Linked DNA regions of Homo sapiens: region 1 is linked to region 2. The links are chromatin loops, found by intact Hi-C in ENCODE. Cell type or tissue: IMR-90. All regions are shown on one strand.

What was found. Hi-C counts contacts between places; a loop is a spot of excess contacts. Peaks named below come from ENCODE experiments on the same cell type or tissue, not always from the same donor. Only the 100,000 strongest peaks of a DNase experiment are listed, where the experiment ranks them.
Region 1: it touches region 2 in a loop (6-fold over the local background); 55 of 110 quality-filtered maps call a loop at or near these places.

The regions. Positions count from the first base shown.
Region 1 is chr7:32,343,309-32,351,308 of GRCh38, forward strand. It overlaps a transcript of PDE1C not described here. Among named protein-coding and RNA genes, the nearest start is that of LSM5, 140 kb to the right of the region's middle. In IMR-90, a CTCF peak has its summit at 4,127 (motif pointing left); no DNase peak of the experiment used is centred here.
Region 2 is chr7:31,741,226-31,749,225 of GRCh38, forward strand. It overlaps a transcript of PDE1C not described here. Among named protein-coding and RNA genes, the nearest start is that of PPP1R17, 58 kb to the left of the region's middle. In IMR-90, a CTCF peak has its summit at 3,251 (motif pointing right); a DNase peak (open chromatin) is centred at 3,256.

The DNA of each region.
Region 1 (8,000 bases), 600 kb after region 2:
ATGATTGATAGTATTTATTTGAGTTTTGGTCTGTGTGTTCCATAACTTCTCTAAGAGTCACACTGCCACCTGATTCGTAGAACCTCTTGCAGATCTCTTTCACTGACTCACAGATGGTGGGCTGTGGATACAAAACACCAAAGGTGAGCCCAGCCCACTCCACAGGGAGAATTAGAGTGTCCAAGCTTCATCTGCCAAACATGTGGAACCTCTGTTCCCAGGGCACATGGAGAGATAGTTCTTTGAATCAACATCCATATTACTCCGACAACTCAAGTTGACATAAAAATATCAAGTGTTCATCTTATTTGTATATAGAAATTGCATATTCAGGTGAGTTGCTTTTAAAATCTATTTCTTCATTGTAACATAGTTCCTCATTTATGGCCTGCTTTGTAATAAATTATCCTTTGTAATTTCCCAATCTCTATTTTTCACTAATTAATTTAAAACCTATTTCAAAGAAAACAGATGCATTTCTGTATTTAAATTTTATTTGTTTATGCATAGGCCAGTATTTTTATCTTTCTTGGCAGCTATGTAATAATATTTTAGATCAATTTGTTATCTTTTATTATCCACACAGTATCCAGGATCATTTGCCATTTTAAAAAGTCAACTGTAATTTAACGACATGCTGAATTCCTTGTATTGTTTTGGAAATAACTTCAGGAAAATGTAACTATAATACACCCAAATGGCATACAAATTTTGATATTGTTGTATAAAATTTGTTCAAGTTCACTCTATGTTAATTTTTTATTTTTTATTTATTTGTTTTTAGAGACAGGATCTTGCTCTGTCACCTGGGCTGGAGTGCATTAGTGCAATCATAGCTCACTGCAGCCTCCATCTCCTGGGCTCAAGGAATCCTTCTGCTTCAGCCTCCCAAGTAGCTTGGATTACAGGCATGTGCTACCACACCCAGCTAATTTTTTCATTCTTTTGTAGAGAGGGAGGTTTCACTATGCTGTCCAGGCTGGTCTCAAACTCATGGCCTCAAGGGATCCTTCTGCCTAGGCCTCCCAAAGTGCTGGGATTACAGGCATGAGCTACCACGCCCAGCTAGTATATTTTATATGAGAACTAAAAAACTTAACAATGGTTTACGGGGTACATTATCTAGCCAGATTTCCTTTCTGACTTCATCTCCTGCCTCGCTTTTCCTTGTTCATTCTACCCTGACCTCACATAAATCCTTGAACACATCGGGCACCATCACCTTGGGGCTTCTGCACTAACTGAGGCCTCTCCCTTTGTTTTTCTTTCCCCCAGATATCACTTTCCCACCTCAGATAGCACCTTCTCAGTGAGTTTTCTGGACCACCTTTATATATGAAACATCTCCAGCATCCCCAGTCCTCCTCCAATCCCTGCTATTTTTTTTTCCCATAGCACTTATCACTTCTAATATACAGCATAATTTTCCTCCCTTTTTATGTATTGTCTGTCTTCCTCTCCAGGAATCTAAGCTCCACGAGAGCAAGGATTTTTGTCTGTTTTGTTCTATTGATGCATCCACAAGGCCTAGAACAGTGCCTGGTACATAATAGGGGCTCAATAAATATTTTTTAAACTAGTGGAGAGATATTAATAATATAAAATTTTCCCAAGTCATCCCTTTATCACTTATGAGAATTGCATCTATCATCCCACTTGCAGTTTTAGCTAAAACTGAGGTTCATGCTAATCCTTAACCTTGAATGGTACTCAGACTTTGAAACAAAGAATAACTAAAGGCCCTAGCACTTCATCCTCAAACCATGCCCCTTCTGTTATGATCACAGATGAGCTCTTCTGGAAAAATTCCTCACACAGGGCCTCAGGATCCCCCATCCCTGAAATTTCCAGGTGATGTCTTTCCCTCTCAAGTGTAGAGTGGAACTGTCAGGATATGACTCCTGTCAATCATCCCTAAGCAATGCCCATGAGCCCCTTCGCAGACACGTGCTGCCTACCTGCAGTGGGGAGGAAAGCAGGGAGAGGCTGCAAAACCCTGGTTAGTGTAAAATCACCCTCATTTTCTCTTGTGTTTCTATAATAGAATGAAGAGACACCCATTCCCCAGTATCTCAAATCAAGTAAGCGAGTGGCAACTGCCACCGTGGCTTCCAATTTCTTCCTTGAGGAGTGTAATAAAAGAATCAGATGACACCAAAAGCATGAACCATAAGAGAAAAAGAATTTATAAATTGGACTTCACTAAAATTAAAAACTCTTGCTCTTCAAAAAACACCATTAAGAAAATGAAAAGAAAAGTAATATCCTGGGAGAAAATATTTGCAAAATGTAACTGAAATGACTTGTATTCAGAAGACATTTTAAAAAATCTTACAAGCCAATAAGATAAACAACTCAATTTAAAAATAATTGAGTAAAACATGTAAACAGACAATTCATTAAAGAAAATATATGGATAGTAAATAAACACATGAAAAAATTTTCAGTATTATTAGTCATTAATAAAATGCAAATCAAAACCACAATGAGATACCACCACACCCTCTAGCAGAATGGCTATCATCAAAAAGATAATAACAAGAATTGGTGAGGATGTGAAGAAACCTTCATACATTGCTAGTGGAAATGCAAAATGGTATAATCACTTTGGAAAACAGTTTGGCATTTTCTTAACAAGTTAAATACAAACCCACCTTGTGGCCAGGCAATTACATTCCCAAGTATCCCAAGAGAAATAAAAACTTACATCCACATGAAGACTCACAAGTGAATATTCATAATGGCCCAAAACTGGAAACAACCTAAATGTCCATTATTTGGTAAATGGATAAGCAAACGATATGTCATACATGAAATCAGGGCCAACTTCATGGCACACAACAGTGCAGTTGCACATGGCCCCACACTCAGAAGGGCCTCTGAACTTAGGATTGAATGTACTATGGTCACCATTTTGAAATTCTTAATAAATTTATCTTTGAATTTGTGTTTTGTAAGTGAAATCTAATAAGACATGCACCAGATCTAGGTACCCAGTGCATGCCAGCATGGAGGTTGCATCACCCTGGGGGGTCTCCTGTCCACTTAGGGTTAGGACAGTTGCCCCTTGCAAAAGGGAAATACCTGGTTCAGCTTCCCTGGCCCCAGCCAAGCTACAGCACGTTGCTCCAGTGGTTGATGGGAAAGGTAACCTTGCAGTGGGACATGTGTGCATGGTGAGTCATGGGCCCCCAGGTGCCTGTAAGGGTCTACACTCACCTTGAGACTATCTCCATGCCTGAAGGGGAGAAAACATTAAAAAGCAAACAAGTAACACCATGGCAAGCTTGGAACAAGACTGCAGAAGAAAGGAAAAAACTTTGTGCTTTGGTACCTTTAATGACAATGTTTTCCTGCTTTTTGAACAAGGGACCTGGCATCTTCATTTTGCACTTGGCCTGCAAATTATGTATAAATCCTGAATAAAACACCATGCAGTAACAAAGAGGAACAAACTAATGATACATGCAATAACATGGATGAACTTTACAAACATTATCCAAGGTAAAAGAAGTCAGAGTCAAAGACTACACATGGCATGGTTTTATTTACATAAAATCTCTAGAACAGGGAAAACTATAGAATCAGAAAGCAGTTTTGTGGTTATCTGGGGCTGACTGTAGGAACAGGCATTGAGTGCAAACAAGCCCAAGGGAACTTTTAGGGTAACGGAAGTATTTCAAAACTAGATTGTGATGATAGTTTAAATGTGTAAATGCACTAAAACAAACTGAACTGCACACTAAAAATGAGTAAATTTTATGGTTGTAAATTACACCTCAATGAAGTTGTTTTAAAAAGAATCCGTCTCACCTCTACTCCCTATAATCCACCCACACATCTAGCCCAGCCAGGCAAGGTTCACAGCATAGGAAACCCCTCAGTCTACACCCAAGGGAACACGATTAGCCATGAGACTGAGAACACCTTAGACAATTGGAGCCACCTTCTGCTGAGGTACTGAACAGTGCAACTGATATCTGAGTAGTACATGGTATTGATTTTTTTGAGGAATCAAGGAAGAGTGAAACTTTATTGACCTCTCAGTCTTTATAGACCTTGCAGTTTCTGTTATTAGAATAAGAATCAAGAACAATCTTATTTTGGCAGGTAGAATTCTCTGTGGATCCTGCCCCCTGGTGGTCATGCCCTGTATAATTCCCTCCCCTTCAGTGTGAGTAGAATATAGCAAAGGTAAAGGTGTTTTGTAAATGTAATTAAGGTACCTAATCAGTTGACTTTAGTCAATCAAAAGAAAGAGCATCATGGGTGGGCCTGACTTAATAAAGCGAGGGCCCTCCCTAAAGTCAGGGATTCTTCTTGCTGGCTTGAAGAAGTCGGCTGCTATGTCAAGGAAGCTCACCTGGCAAAGAGCTATGTGTGGTCTCTATGATTTCAGAGAAGTCTTTATTTGAAAGCCAGCAAACATCTGGAGTCTTCAGTTATATAGCTTCAAGGAAACAAAATCTGCCAATAATTTTGATGAACTCCAAAGCAGATTCTTCTCCAGATAAGAATGCAGTCCAGCCAATGCTTTGACTATAGTTTCATGAGACCCTCAGCAGAGGACCCGACTATGCTGTGCCAACCTCCCAACTGGGAGACAATAAATGTAGTTGTTTTAAACACTATGTTTGTGATCATTTGTTACAGAAGAGAAAAACCGTACATTTAACCACACAAAGGAAGCACCCTTACCTTTGTCCAACCCTAAGATAGATTATTACATCTGATGAAGGTCACAGAGCCACTATGATCATGAGAGTAGACTGTAAGTGTGGCAACCGTTGTTTACTAAAACAAACATCAGACTCCATCATCTCATGGCTGCAAATGACTTTATGAGGGAAAGAGGACTGGGTTTTAAGACCAGTTTTGTCCCATAAACATTTGAATGGGTGGTGGCCATAGCTTAAAGATAGAAAGGTATGTAAAGGAGACTGGACCAATACCTGGCATACAATAAGTGCTCAATAAATGTTAGCTTACTCTTTACCCACTTGAAGACTTTCTTTCTCTAACTAACCAAAAATAAAAAACAAATGTGCTTTTTTTTTTTTTTTTTTTTTTTTTTGAGATGGGGTCTCGCTCTGTCACCCAGGCTGGAGTGCAGTGGTATGATCTTGGCTCACTGCAAGCTCTGTCCACCAGGTTCATGCCATTCTCCTGCCTCAGCCTCCCAGGTAGCTGGGACTACAGGCACCTGCCACCATGCCTGGCTAATTTTTTGTATTTTAGTAGAGACAGGGTTTCACCATGTTAGCCAGGATGGTCTTGATCTCCTGACCTTGTGATCCTCCTGACTCGGCCTCCCAAAGTGCTGGGATTACAGGCATGAGCCACCACGCCCAGCCACAAATGTGCTTTTTAACAGTGGCCTTCTATAGACAATAGACTCAGCTTCATTTTCTTATCTGGGGTAGGGGGACTCCCCAGATGGCCATCAAAAGATGTATCTTAAGCCAGTGACTCATTGAAGCTCCTATTCCAGAACTTTGCATGGTCACTCTAACTGCACCATTGAGTGGGCCCTGTTCTGTACAGGTGAGCTCACCCACATTGGCCAACTCTGATCAAAGATCAATAAGCAACCAAGAACTGGTTACTGCTTAAACTTATAACAAGCAAGTATTCTAAATCCTCTTCTCTCACACAACTAAAGCTTTGGATAAGACTGCTCCTTGAAGAAGACAGTCTAACAGAACCAACAGAGGGTGTCTAGCCATCAAAGAACCAACCAATGGGCCATCCCTTCAAAGCGGATTAATTCAAACTCATTCTCCAATGCCAGGGACCCCTTCCAAGTGTCTCCATAGAAGTAGCCCTCGCAGTCACCTGTGGCCTCTTGGGAGTTTCTCAGGATGTCACAGAAGGTTCACAGACTTGGGCCAAATATTACTCCATTCAGTTTAGTTCATCTCTATTGAACCCTGCAGCACACCAAGCCCTGGGCCCTGGCAGGGCACACGGAGTTGAATGTGGCTTGTCCCTGCTCTTAAGGACCTCAGGCCAGTGGGGCAGGTGTCACATTGAACAAATATACTTACTCTCACAAAGACATAGATTATGATGGGAGAAAGGAAGGGACTGGGAGAGTGTGGAGGGAAATGGGTCTGGCTTTAGTTCTCCCTCTCTGGTCCTAAAAGGGAGGTCCAAAATTAAATTCACTTGGAAACGTGTGGGCTAAAGTTAACTTTTGCACTCTCTGGAGAGGTGTTTTCTAAAAACATTTAAAGCAAAACATTTTCAAAATGGGCCTTTATGACATCTATTAAGTAATGCATTTGTCAGTTAGAGCTGTCTCCTATATTCATTAAAGTTGAAATTTTTTTTTTTTGAGAAGGAGTCTCACTCTGTTGCCCAGGCTGGAGTGTGCAATGGCACAATCTTGGGTCACTGCAACCTCCACCTCTCGGGTTCAAGCGATTCTTCTGCCTGAGCCTCCCAAGTAGCTGGGACTGCAGGCGCATGCCACCACACCCAGCTAATTTTTGTATTTTTAGTAGAGACAGGGTTTCACCCATATTAGCCAGGCTGACTCGAACTCCTGACCTCGTGATTCACCCGCCTCAGCCTCCCAAAGTGCTGGGATTACAGGCGTGAGCCACCACAGCCAGCCTCAAGTTGAATTTTTTAATCCCCTCTTTTTAGAATATTCTGCTAGCAATAAGTTCCTGTACTCTGTGGACAATAATACATTCCTTACTTTGTATTCATGTGATGCTTATCCATGTCCTGCTTTGTGGCATTCCTTTGTATTGTCTTGCTGTTGTTGTTGTTGTTGTTCTTCTTCTTCCTTCTTCTTTTTCTTCCTTCTTCTTTTTCTTCCTTTTGAGACTTTTGAACTTACTCAAAATTAAACACAATAATATAATGAGCCGCCATTTAGCTATTCCCAGCACCAACTACCATCAATTCACAGCCAATTGTGTCCTTTCTACATTCCCATTAACCTCCCTCCCTCCTGTATCATTTTGAAGCAAACTCCAGACATCACGTCATTTCATCTTACATACTTTATGTTCTAGAGTATGTATGTAGAACATAAAGGGTCTTTCTTTTTAACACAACCACAATACTATTATTATAACTAAGCCAAACAAAGAACAATTCCTTAATATCATCAAATATTGTGTTCTAATATCTAATCATCTCCCAAATGTCATAAATGGTTGCTAGGTTCTTTTTCTAGTTTGTTAGAATCTGGTCCAACTAAGGTCTATGCATGGCATTTGACTAATATATATATATATATATATATATATATATATATATATATATATTTTTTTTTTTTTTTTTATTATACTCTAAGTTTTAGGGTACATGTGCACATTGTGCAGGTTAGTTACATATGTATACATGTGCCATGCTGGTGCGCTGCACCCACTAATGTGTCATCTAGCATTAGGTATATCTCCCAATGCTATCCCTCCCCCCTCCCCCGACCCCACCACAGTCCCCAGAGTGTGATATTCCCCTTCCTGTGTCCATGTGATCTCATTGTTCAATTCCCACCTATGAGTGAGAATATGCGGTGTTTGGTTTTTTGTTCTTGTGATAGTTTACTGAGAATGATGGTTTCCAATTTCATCCATGTCCCTACAAAGGATATGAACTCATCATTTTTTATGGCTGCATAGTATTCCATGGTGTATATGTGCCACATTTTCTTAATCCAGTCTATCATTGTTGGACATTTGGGTTGGTTCCAAGTCTTTGCTATTGTGAATAGTGCCGCAATAAACATACGTGTGCATGTGTCTTTATAGCAGCATGATTTATACTCATTTGGGTATATACCCAGTAATGGGATGGCTGGGTCAAATGGTATTTCTAGTTCTAGATCCCTGAGGAATCGCCACACTGACTTCCACAATGGTTGAACTAGTTTACAGTCCCACCAACAGTGTAAAAGTGTTCCTATTTCTCCGCATCCTCTCCAGCACCTGTTGTTTCCTGACTTTTTAATGATTGCCATTCTAACTGGTGTGAGATGATAT
Region 2 (8,000 bases):
GTATTATTACTTATGAGAAATTTGGAAAGTCTACATAAGGTGATGGTAACTAGATTAACTGGTTTTAGCTGAATTTTACATCTTTCTAAAGTTTCATAATATATACCTTACCTTATCCAGCTTCAATCCTTTACCATATTTTAACTTCATATTTTTAATCTTTAACTGTTCCTATTCTAAAATAAATTTATCCACTCAATTATGTGCAGTATTATCAATTTTCTCATTCCTTTCCTTAACTAATATAATCTCTCAAATTGTTACATTATTTCACTTTTCTCTAAATTTCATTCTACTATGTTTTAACTGCTTTGTATCTTATTTTTCACTTTAATTTTCACATGTATTTTCAGTTATTTTTACCCATTTTCATCTTCTTTAGACTTCTAACAAGGTTCTGGTGACTGGGTTTTATTCCAGCCTATATTTTACCTGCCTGTAGCAAGAAAGTTTTGTCTTCCTTTTAGGCAGTTACAGACATATTCTCCCAGAATGTGGCTCATCATAGGGATCAGGAAGAAATGAGCTTACCTAGGGATGAAGACAAGCTTTGGTATGACTGGCATGAAAGGCATAAGGGGTGGAAAATGGCTGTGGCTGCAGAAGATACTGGGGAGGGAGGCAGGGACCAGGTCCCATGTGCCCCAATTCTCTTCCTGCAGCCTCCCCAGAGTTAACAACTTCTGTTTTCACAGCTCAGGCATAGCCCTCATCACATTGTTTGCTAGCTATTTGCTCCTAAAACTATCTGCCCACTGGATGAGAGCTCCGGAGACCTAAGACTGTGTTTTAGTCACTGCTGCATTCTTAGCACCTGAAACAGGAAAGGAATTTGACCAATATTATTGAACAAAGGAATGAATCAGTGGTATTCTAGATCAGGAATAAAGGCATGAAGAAAGAGAATGAGACTGGTACACATTTGTGGACAATGAGTACACGCATCCTGCACATTCCAGTAAGAAAACAATAAAGAACAAACGTCCCATCGGACTTCCACTTGCTCATGAAGACCCTGAGTCCTGTGCTCTTCCGGCACTAACCAGTTTGTAACATAAACTCAGAAGCCAACACTTTCCTAAAGCCATTTGCTGATGGCTGCCTAGACTATGCAGTTTCTGTTTCTTTTAATAACTACAAGTTTCTTATGAATTAGAGCCTTGGGACTACATTTTAACCGAATTCAAGCAGCACAAGCCAGCTGTGGTGGTGCACACCTGAAGTCCCAGCAACTTGGGAGGCTGAGGCGGGAGGATCCCTTGAACCCAGGTGTGTTCGAGGCCACCCTGGGCAGCACAAGGAGACCCTATCTCTAAAATTATTTTCTAAAGCAGCACTTGCCAATCTTCCTTCACTGAAACACCACACTGGTGTTACATTCTCCCCTAAGATCTTTGCGTTCCACATTCTCAAAGATTAATTCACGGAACCCACCTAGGCCACCAAAAGTCATGATAAATATAGTTGAGGGGGAGGACAGGTGGACCAGGAACATTTGGAAATTGTGTAGTGTGGTCCTTTTGAAGTTTCTAGTTCTATTTTGAACCTTCTTCTGAGCACCTGGCCAGCCAATCAAACTGCTCACTGTGTGTCTTATAAACTCTGCAAATGCAAAACTGTTTTCTATTCTGTCCCCAGTGTGGTCCCTCTTCACCTTCCCCACCCTACTCCAATGATCTCTCAGTAATCAGTGCCTACATTCGCCCTCACTGGTGCCCAAACTCTCTTCAACTCTCTATCCAAATTCTGTTGATTCTACTTCCCAAGTTCATAACAAATCTACTATCTCTCTATTTCCAATGCCACCCCCTAGTCTGGCCTCAATTCCTCCCTATCTCTATAGTTTTTTTGTTGTTGTTGTTATTGACTTCTTAATTTTTTCTCCTACCCTCTACCAATCCATCTCCATTTGGCAGCCACAGCAATCTTTGTGAAATATGACTTTTATCCTGCTGGGATCCTGCTAAGTCTTTGTAAAAACTATTTTCATTACATTTAATATCAAGTCTAATCCATAACATGATGTAGCCCTTGCTTATCCTGAGAGTCTCATCTTATGCCAGCCTCCTAGTTGTTCACTCTGCAACCATAACACGGGCCTTCTTCGGATCAAAAGTGTATGCTCTTTGCTCCCGCTCTTCCCCCTCCTTGGAATGTGCTTATCTGTCCTTCAGATGCCTGAGGCTGCAGCCCTGCCACAAGTAAGACAGGAGAGTCAATAGGAGTATAAGAAAAAATGACAGTTTCCACTTCAGAGGACGCTAGAACCATGCTGTCAATGACTGAAGTCATAAAACCACATCAGCATTGAGAAGTTCGCTGGAGGATGCAGTGTGTGTGTGTGTGTGCGCACACACACACACACACACCAATTCTGTTCTGCAAAAAAGTAAAATAAAACTAATGTGTAAGCATTTCACTCAAATTTCAGGGAAGCAGGGTTTTCTACTTAATTAGAAACTGGCTTCTGGAGTAACAACAGAAATACTAACTTAACAGCAACTTAAAGAAATAATAGGGGTTTATTTTTCTCATACAGTAGTAACTCCCAAGAAGTCAGCCAGGGCTGGTGTAGCAGTTCAGTAATTTAATTGGAGCCCAGGCAAATTCAGTCTTTCTGCTCTGCCACATAGAGCATGTCAGATTTCATTTCCATGATTGTCATGAACTCATGGGCTGCTATATCTCCAGGCTCAAGTGGGCACTCCAGGCAGGAAAAGGAGAACTGGAAGAGGCTGCCCCCAGATGTAGGACAACTGGGAAGTTGAGTGTTTAGTGTTTACAGCTTCTCTAGAAGAGACAGGCGGGGGAACAGCCTTAGAAATGGAAGTTGGGTCAGCATTAGCATACTAAGATTAATAAATATACATTAATGGTGCTGTAGTCATTATTATTTCCATATGTAAAATATCATGGATATTGTCATTTATTTAGAGTTCTGTCTTTATTATATTTACTATGATTCCTACAGTTCCTCTCACACTATTTCCCTGAGCTCTATTTTCTTCACAGATTAAGGTTTCTTTATGTAGACAAACACACACACACACACACATACACCTAAACAATATGAGTTTTCAAGAAGCTAATCCCTGTGTTTGATGAAGAAACAAACCTATACAGAAATGTAGTGAATGAAAATGGTATACTTCACAACCTGCTTGCACTTTTGAAATCTAAGACTACATTCATCCAGCTAAAAACTACCTTGAAGGATTCCCTGAAACTCATGCCTCTACAGGACACCAGGTGGCAGTGCAGCCTAAGAAGTGACTGTGAGCGTATCAGGTGCGATCTGTTGCTTGAGTACATCAAATTAAATAAACCAGTATAATTTTTTGCGTGCCTATGGAAACCTTTGAGCCACTTAATCATCATGGCTTCAATCTCATTTCTAGAAATGATCAAGGCATGATATGCCCTTTCAGTGACACCATTGTATGTGGCTTATTAACATTCAAATTCTTTTAAGATGGGAGGCAGTTCATAGAAAACACAACTGTGCTATCTAACACAACATCTCCCAAGGCATTTTAGCCTAGTTTAGTAAGTGGTGAGATCACACTCTGATATTTGTTTCCAAAATTCGGGAAACTGCAGTACTTTCAGTGGTAGGATGTTTGAGGAAAAGAAAGGTTCAGACAAATTGCCTACTTTTAAAGGTAAGGCTCTAAGGGCTGGAGCTGTGTTCCTCTCTTCACCAGGGATTTTGAATCTTAAAAATATAGCAGAGATATGTGAAGAGCAAAGTAGCTTTTTTTTTTGAAAGATACGACATTTCAATCTTTAAACATAAATTTATTTATCTGGATGAAGTGAGATTTTGGCACATAAAGAGATGTTTAACCAGCACAACAGAGCATTAAGATAAAGGCAAAACTATGCTCTCTCTTCATCTATGGATGCTAATTGATTTTAACAGAATGAAAACTCCAGTGGGTTGGAACCAATTGCCTGGCGCTCTGTGTCGAGAAGGTTTCTGAGACTATTTCTAAGCCTGGTGAGAAAAGTTAGTGATTGTCTGCTGGAAGTGGGAGATGAAGAGTGGTAATATTTTCCCTGAATTTATACATTTCCCATCCCTATCTTGTTTCCATTTGGTACCACATCCTCTCATTACATTTTCAAGGATCTGTTTTACATAAAGCACTATGTTGATCACTACGGAGGATATAGTATGAAAAAGAAATGGGATGGTCCCTGCTCTCCAGGAAATGATAATATAGTAGGAAAGCACCAGGATCTATGTAATTTGTGGGAGAATGATTTAAGTGTCTCAAATAAGTAAAATGAGCATGATGAGGAGTAATCCCAGCAAAAGGCCACTTTTACTTGGAGAGATCAGGGACCAAGTCCCAGAGAAGTTGAAAGTTTATGTGGGGCCTAGGAGAACAACTAAGATTTCCAAAGGCAAAAGGCAAGTAAAAGACATTTAATGAAAATGAAGCCATGTGAACAAAAATGAGAATAGACCTGGCTCAGTCAACAAGCAGCTCCATGTGAAGGTAGGTGGTGCAAAATAGTAATAAGTAATAGATGTCACTTCATGAGAAACTTTGTCCTTTGAAAGTTAGTATATTCCCCATGTATTTATTTATTGAACAGAATTGTCTGGTGATATTTATGTCTTTTTGGCTTAGAATATTTGAATTCAAATGCTTTGCACTCATTTGATCTCTTTATGCTGAGTATGGTGGGCGAGTAGGGGAAAAGAGAGACCTTTGAGCAAGGTGTCAGGAGTACCCAGATCTCTCTGTAAAATGTTCGCTTCTCGTTGACAGGTACTGAGTCTTCTCAGTGACTGAGAGAAGCCCTCTGGGTAAGACAGGAGTGGACAAACTTCTCCAACAGTGGAGAATGCACATGTTGGCAAACTTGTTCTTCATGTTTCTCTTGATAAAGCCTCTGCCACTGGTCACTGGAGGTGGGTTTTCTGGCTCCAGGGGGAGTCTGACATGAGAGGGGATATCTCTCTTGCAATGGAGGGCTGTAATTCCTAAGGAAGGAACCCAGAGGTAGAAGCAGAATCCCAGAGAAGAATCAGTGACAAATGTGAAGATGGATTTGGAGGAATGTAAAAGATAAAGACTTTGAGAATGAGTCACTAGGAAAATGATAGTAGCAATAACAGAAATATAGACGTCAGGGAGAAGACTGTACAAGAGCTGCAGGAGAATATGGGAGTGACACTTACAGCACTCCAAGACACTCAGATGAAGAAGTCCAGCAAGTCATTAGGAGTGCAGGTACAGGACTGAGAGAGTGACAAGGACAAATGCATAGATTCAGAAAGTTCAAGGGGAATGGGCCTGTGGAAATATCACTGTGCTCTGGCAGTTTGGATATCTATCCAAAATAGTTGGATTCCATTGCTGACTTTCTATAAAAATCAAATATAAGTATATTTCAGCAGTAGAAACCGGATATGGTTCAGTGGGGGAAACCAGTTTTAAACATGAGAACACAGCTTCCTCTGAGACTTCAGGGAAGAATGAGAATGGTGTAGAGTCAGATATCCACAGAAGTAGGAAACACAAAAATTAGGGAATTTTTTTTTCCCACATGGACTATGCTGTCGACATGTCCTAATTGAGAGGACAGGGAAAAAAAGCCACAAGTTGGAGAAAGAGCCAACCATTTGGATTAACTGATGAGAGGTGGGGAAGATGCATTCAATGAGCAATGGTGCATGGAGGCCAGAGGTCCAAATGTGTGGGTGGTAATGTCAGCTCTTCTCCTAGAAAGGTAGGTAGGTCTTCTTCTAGAAATGCTTCATGACATGGGTTCAGTAGAGGACACAATCAATCCTGGCCTAAGAGGGAGAGGGAAACTCACAATCCTGAGTGTTGAGAAGAATCATGCCATTGCTGCTGGTCCTGAATTCTATGTTGGATGACAGGAGCATGGTTGAATATGAAAAACTTGTGATGCCAGGGAGCAGGCTCAACAAAGGGGCACACCAGAAAAGTCTGTGTGAACAACACAATGCATGGAAAAAATATATAGCAGTGCAATCAAAGGACCTCAATTGAACCTCCTTTCTACCTTTCCTCACTAGTTCTGCAAACTTTCTGAAAAATTTAACCCATTGGCTAATCAACAATAAGGACAGTAAGTCTTCCCACACAGGTTCATTATAAGAGTTAAAAAATATATTAGCATATATTAAAGTGCCAGGAACCTGGTGGGTTCTCAAAAATTATTACCTGGATTTTGAAACCGACTATGCTAGAGCAGTGTTCTATCATTTCAAATTTTTGCCCACTATGATTGTAATCACCTGATGAGTTCTTCCTACCTCCTGCACAGAAAAAAAAATCAGTCCACTGAGATCTCAGCATTGCAGTAGAGAAAGAGTTTAACTGACACAAGGCTGGCCTACACTGGAGAACTTACACTTACTTATCACTTACATCAGTCTCCCTGAAGGCTCCAGGGCTCTGAGTTGAGGAGATTTTATGGGCAAGTTGGTGGGCAGGGGTTAGGGAATGGGAGCTGCTGATTGGTTAGGGATGAGATCATAAGGGTGTGGAAAATGGCCCTCATGCACTGAGTCTGCCCCTGGGTGTGGTCACAGGGTCAGTTGAGTCAGGAGTCACAAGTCCAGGTGGAGTCAGTCTGCAAAACATCTCAAAAAAAAAAAAAAATCAGTCTTGGGTTCTACAACCCTCTGGCCATATAACTCCTGAGCAAGAAAGGATTATAAAAACTGTGCTTACATTTTAGCAGAGTTCAGGCTCCTCCCATAATCCTGTTCTTGTGGCCTTTCGTCAGTCTTACAAAGGCAGTTTTTGGTCCCTGAGCAAGGAAGGGATTAGTTTTAGGGAGGGACTATTCTTATCCTCCCTTTCAAGTTAAACTATAAACTAAATTCCTTCTGAAGTTAGCTTAGCCTACACCCAAGAATAACCAAGGGCAGCTTGGAGATCAGAAGCAAGAGGGAATCAACTATGTCAGATTTCTCTTACTGTCATAATTTTGCAAAGGCAGTTTCACAATCACATATATTTTTCTCTCTTGTTATATTTATTTAGTATCCTTTTACCTTTGTGTCTTACAAAAGTTTGGAATCTTTCTTTACCTAGTGAGTCATAAGAGATGCTGCTAAAAGGGCAATGACCATACATGCATTGTCTCCATAATGACTGATATCTAGACGAGATGGTTCTATAAGCTTGGCTCAGCTGAATCTCTTATTCAGGTGTACAAAACAAAGCATGCCAGTGAACATTCACAGAGAACCCAAGTTGAACATTATGAGTTAAAGATGCAGTTAAAATATGAACATGTGAAGTTAAAATATGCAGATGAGGAGAGTATTCCACAGTTATTATCACTTGTTATTCCCCAAAAGCAGCTTTTCATGTTCTGTGAATGTAACAAAAGTATAATGAATACTCATAAGTCTCCTAGATCAGTCTTAAAAATAAAACCACTAGCAAAGGCCTACTGTCACCATCTATGATGCAGGGCCTTCTCTTGCCTCAACTGGCCTTGCTGACGGCACTTGAGGCTACATCAGGGCCACGCTTGGAGGCCAAGTCATGAAGCCTTCACCCACTCCCACCCTCAGTCCCAGGGCATCCCCAGTTCCAACCTAATTTGACAAACTCTCAATAAATCAGCATGTTGTTCCAACAGAGATTTCTTTTAAATTGAAAATGGATCAAAGAGAATATAATTGATCATGTGAAATTGCAGCCAATGGGAAAACAAACTGAAAGCTTGCTGATGTACAAGTGGCCTTTCATCTAAGGAAGAGAGATTTGGATGAAAATCCTAGACTTAAAAAATAGTGGCTATCAACCATCTCTACCTTCTCCTTCTATCCTGCAGGGACAAGAAATCCTAACAGAGGGATGCTGGAGTGTCTGTTCTATTTCAAAAGCTTGGTGGCTGTGCTCATGATAAGGCTTAACTGGCTTGCAGAAGGAAAAGGTAGGAAGACAAGAGAATTTGCATTCTCTAAGCACCTATAAATGAAAGTCACTGCCCTACCT